Linked DNA regions of Homo sapiens: region 1 is linked to region 2. A link is an interaction called in ENCODE POLR2A ChIA-PET data of the cell type or tissue named here. Cell type or tissue: Panc1. All regions are shown on one strand. Region 1 overlaps ALOX5 (arachidonate 5-lipoxygenase). Region 2 has its middle 45 kb from the start of MARCHF8.

What was found. ChIA-PET counts read pairs that join two places held together with the same protein. Peaks named below come from ENCODE experiments on the same cell type or tissue, not always from the same donor. Only the 100,000 strongest peaks of a DNase experiment are listed, where the experiment ranks them.
Region 1: POLR2A ChIA-PET joins it to region 2 with 6 read pairs; 5 of 35 experiments call an interaction of 5 or more read pairs at or near these places.

What each region holds. Positions count from the first base shown.
Region 1 is chr10:45,423,597-45,426,096 of GRCh38, reverse strand. ALOX5 (arachidonate 5-lipoxygenase) reads right to left here. Exons shown (of 14, transcript NM_000698.5): 5 at 1,950-2,056; 6 at 965-1,137. Among named protein-coding and RNA genes, the nearest start is that of ALOX5, 51 kb to the right of the region's middle. RefSeq lists an enhancer at 1-230. In Panc1, no CTCF peak of the experiment used is centred here; no DNase peak of the experiment used is centred here.
Region 2 is chr10:45,579,533-45,582,032 of GRCh38, reverse strand. It overlaps a transcript of MARCHF8 not described here. Among named protein-coding and RNA genes, the nearest start is that of MARCHF8, 45 kb to the right of the region's middle. In Panc1, no CTCF peak of the experiment used is centred here; no DNase peak of the experiment used is centred here; H3K4me3 peaks cover 800 bases; H3K27ac peaks cover 1,933 bases.

The sequences.
Region 1 (2,500 bases), 160 kb after region 2:
GGGATTGTAACTGTCAGCTGTTCACATGACCAGGAAGTGTTCTGGGCCTGGTTGGGTGCAGGAGGAGGAGGAGGTTAGGAAACACTGCCTGCACTGGGGCAGGAGACTTGCCCAGGGACTTCAGCTGGGTGGGTGGCCCTCTAGATTCAGGTGGGCCAGGTACTGGGGCTGTAGGTTTATCTCTAAAGGGCACCAACCATCCCTCTCCAACTAGGGCCTCAGGGTAAGCTGAGCTCAAAAGACTGGAAGCAGCAGAGGCCACCTGGACACCTGGGGATAGGCAGCAGGGCCTGGGTGGCAGGAGGCCCCATCACGCTGGATCCATGGGGAAGAGGCAGGCTGATGGGCCAGCGCCTGTTGCTGAGCCCCACCAGATCCAGGTGGAGTTGGTTTGAACTTCTTCTGTCTCAAGACTAGGTCAGCCTTGCAGCCGGAGGCAGCTGAGTCTGCAGGTGAGGGTGGGGAGGAGGGTGCGACAGGAGCATGGGCAGCAGCATTTCTAACGAGAAAATCAACCATTCTGTTGGGTTTCTCCTCGTGCCCCTTTTTTATTCTCACACAAGGTCTGCTTCTTTCTCCAGTGTTCTCCCCTTTGCAAGGTGGGTGACAACTGATGACCTTGTGTGTAAAGCACCTGTCACAATGCCTGTCCCACCACAGGCCCCTAATCAAGGGTAGCTCCTGTAATTATTGATACTGATAGTGAAAATATTGACATTATGTTCCCAGACTCGAGCATCATGGAGAAACATTCCCCGCAATTCCTCCTCTGATGTTGCACAAGACAGTCTGCATAATGCCCAGGACCCTGGCTGACACTGCTGCCAGGAAAAGGAAGCGGCTGCTGTAGGCCAGATGGGCCTGCAGTTAGCGTCTTGGTGGCCTATGAGCACTGGCCAGGAGGAACTGGCTTCCACCTGACAGACTGTGACCTTGGCCACTTCCCCAGCCCATCAACCCCTACCTGGACCTCCTGCTCCAAGCTGAGCTGCCGCTCCAGGCTGCACTCTACCATCTCCGTGGTCACCGGGAGCTTCTCGGGCAGCTCTGTGCAGCGCCGGATCAACACAGGGTTGCAGCCATTCAGGAACTGGTAGCCAAACATCAGGTCTTCCTGCCAGTGATTCATGACCCGCTCTACCAGGAGAAAAGCGAGGCCCACCCTGAGCTCTGAGTAGAGGGCAGCCAGGGCCATGGCCCTCCTGACCTCACCTAAGAGCAGAGTCCCTGCTTGGTCTCCTCTCCCGAGTGCTCCCTGGATGGGCACAGCTCCAACTGCTGCCCCCTGCCCATCACTGGGTCAGGCTGTGGCACCAACTCATCATACCTGAGCTGGCCCTTCGTGGCTCAGAAGCCTCCTGGAGCACTCAGGTCCTTCAGCCCAGCATGGAGTGTCCAGGATGGAAGAAGGAGGGCGTGGAGGAGAGTCCCTGGGGGCAGTTTGCCAAGTTTGGTTCCCCATGTCCTGATTTCAGCACCTCTTCTTGTCCAGCCATTCCTGCCTTCCTAACGTCCTTCCCATGCCATGACTGGCCACTATGAAGCTAGTGCTCTCATCAAACACATCCTAGTCCAAAGGAACCCAAAGTTGCTTTTGTGTAAATACCTAAAACACAAGCCAAGTTCTGCCTTTGCTCTGTTCAGAAGCACAAATGATTGATTTGTGCCAAGAAAAAGTTCTGATACTTTTGAGACTTTTGATAGTGAAATGAGGTTGAGGGTGCTCGAGCTTGAATATCTGAGGAGGAGAAACCTCTGGGCACAAGGGTGACCACAGTGATGGTAAAAGGTGTGGAGTGTAGGGGGTGCTGTCCAGGGTGGCATGGTGGCAGCGAGGCCCCCATGCTGCAGCAGGCAGGAAGGCCCTTGTCAATTTCCCGGCAAGTATCAGACAGGAGAGCAGCATCCCCTGTCCCCAGCACCACTTGGGCCCCCAGAGGCACACTCACCAGAAATAGTGTTGCTGATCTTGACAAAGATTTTCTCAAAGTCGGCGAAGTCATTCCAAGAAGACTGGAACATGTGCATGAAGCGGTTGATGAACAGGTTCTCCATCCTGCAGACCAGGAGAGAGGTCACCTTGCGCACACTAGCCATGCCTCCCTCTGCAGAGCCCCTTCACACCAAGCTCTCAGGGGTCCTCACAACCCCCGCCCCCTCCAGGCAGCTCTGCAGAGGTAGGTGACTGGCTTTTCAGAACCAGGTCAGAAACTGGCATCTATACGGGATGCTGTTCTACTGCACCTCACCTGTCGAAGAGACAGGCCAGTACCCTCCAGAATAGCCTGCAGTGCCTTGAATTCCATTCACACATGTGTTCATTCATTCACTCATCGGGCACTTGCAGTCCCCCACTCGGTGGGCCAGTCCCTGAGAAAGCTTCTACGAACAGAGATCCAGCTGCTCTACCGTGTTGCCTGGCTTTTGGGGCGATGAACAGTTCAATTGACTTGAAAACTCATGTATTTTCTGCTAAATGGCTCCGTGTTTGGTGCTGAGG
Region 2 (2,500 bases):
TTGTGGCGTGACTCATTGGTCATTACTTTAACCAAATTATAATAATGATGATTCATATACTTTTTTGAAAATCTGCTTTTTTTTTTTTTTTGGTTGAAGTGCCTAAGTACTGTTCTCAGTTTTGAAAATGTTACTCCTTTAAGTCTTGTGTAGTTCTTGATGATTCATCTGGGAAAGCAGCCCTTTTCTTCTTTTTGAGTGATCTTTGAAAGCTTGACACTTTCCCCGTAAACTAAGCTGGGAACTTTGAGTTTGAGTTTTTAGTTGCCACAACTGTGGGGGTGCTAATGGCACCTAGTAGGAAGGGCCTGTTGAGATACACAGCTAAATTAAATTTGTCATTGATTATGTGGGTGTGTTGCCAAGTTTTCTGGAGATGTTTACCAGTCTGGGCAATTTTGATAGTATTATCTTCTTACAGTTTCTGCTGTGAAGCAGTCTTTGAAGAAATATAAGATATTTATAGGAGCAAGCCCTTGGGGAAAAAAGCATTCTTACTAGTTTTATTTGATTAATTAATTAATTACAATGCCCTCATTCCCAATTCTTGAGGTAGAATTTTGATCACCTTAGCATCTGAGTGAGGAGGTAATGTGTGTGTTTACATTTCCTGAACTACCTCAGGTCTCCTCTAACCACTGGGTGTCTTGTTCCTGCTGAATTGTACTGTGCAGTAGACTCCACTGTATTAGTGGATGCATCAGTCTGTGGTAGGATTTCTTGACCTTAGCTCTGCTGACAGTTGGGGTTGGATAATTCTTTGTTGTGGGGAACTGTTCTGTGTATTGTAGGATGTTCAGTAGCATCCCTGGCCTCTTCCTACTAGGTGCCATTAGCACCACCACAATTGTGGCAACTAAAAATATCTCCAAGACACTGGCAAAATCCCCTGGGGTGATAAACTGCCCCTGTTGAGAACCACAGACTTACGAATACCGCTCAGCTGGTCCTCTGCCATGGTTAAGGTCTTCCTACTCTTGTCTGGTTTCTCCGTGTTCCCAGCCTTGCTCACAGCCTCCTCTTACCTGACTGTGCTCTGCTTAGCTAATTAGGCAGAAAGTTGCCAAGTAGAAGGTGGAATCAGTGGGGAATAGGGCAGAGCTGGAGTCAGGTGTGGCCCTGGGTAGGGGCTAAGCTCTGGCAGCACACAGATGGGTGTGTTTTTTTGTGGTAGCTAAGATTAGACTGCTAAAGCAAATGATCTTTGACATGAAAATAAACTGACAATACCACCGGTGGTCCTAGCGCACAATACTAATCAGGTATGTGGTATCTTTATATTGTCTCAAGCCTGCCTTGGAGTCTGTTGTTAACGAAAGCTCCAAGCATGTTTCCTCCTTAATGTTTTTATTTGAAAGAAGCAAAGAAAAGTGAAACTGGTTCTTGACGAACTTCATATTCAATATAGTTTCAGTTTTCAGGTGACTTAAATAGCTAGATACATTTTTTACATATATGAAATGAGGTGGGAGAGTTTGTAAATTTGAAGCAGCAAATGTTTACTGAATGCAGCCAGGTATGGTGCCATGGCCTCAAGAAATACTTGGAGTGCACAGGGAGTGAGACAGGCACCATCATGTAAGCGGTGGTAGTTCACAGATGGTGAGGGGTGAGATCTCATAAACTGGAGACTGGGACAGGTGTTCATATTCCCTACTTATTTTCATTTTCAAACAGTCACTGTTTATAATATGTCTGTTCTGAGCTTTATGAATTTTTTTTTTTACTTAAGATCATCCTAACTGCCCATTTTGTAAACTTTATTCTCTTAACATTTATTATGTCATATTTCCTGATTTTAAATAACTTCTAATGACTGCATATTGCGTTTTGTGGTTATATCCTAAGTTGTTTACGTAATGATTTCGCTATTGTTTAATGTGGATTATTTTAAGAATTTTGCTATTATAGTTATCATTTGATGAATATCTTCAGCATAAATTTTAGTCCACAGTTTAGATTATTTCTTTCAGATAGTGTCATGAAGTAGAATACTGTGGATTTTTTTTTTTTTTTTTTTTTTTTTTTTGGAGACGGAGTCTTTCAGGCTGGAGTGCAGTGGTATGATCTCGGCTCACTGCAACCTCCGCCTCCCGAGTTCAAGCAATTCTCCTGTCTCAGCCTCCCGAGTAGCTGGGATTACAATGCCCGCCACCACGTCCGGCTAACTTTTGTATTTTTAGTAGAGACAGGGTTTCACCATGTTGGCCAGGCTGGTCTCGAACTCCTGATCTCAGGTAATCCACCCACCTCTGCCTCCCAAAGTGCTGGGATTATAGGCGTGAGCCACCACGCCTGGCCTGGTGTGGATATTTTTAAGGCTCTTGATTCATATTGCTGAACTGCTTTCCTAAAAGATTCTAATTAATGCTTCCACTAGCAAGGTGTTGAGTGGCCATTTTAGGACATCCTTGCCAATGTTGATGTTTTCTAAAAAGAAAATTACCGATTTAACAGGTGGAAAACATCTCATCTTTCATTGACTTTTTGTTTTTGCTTT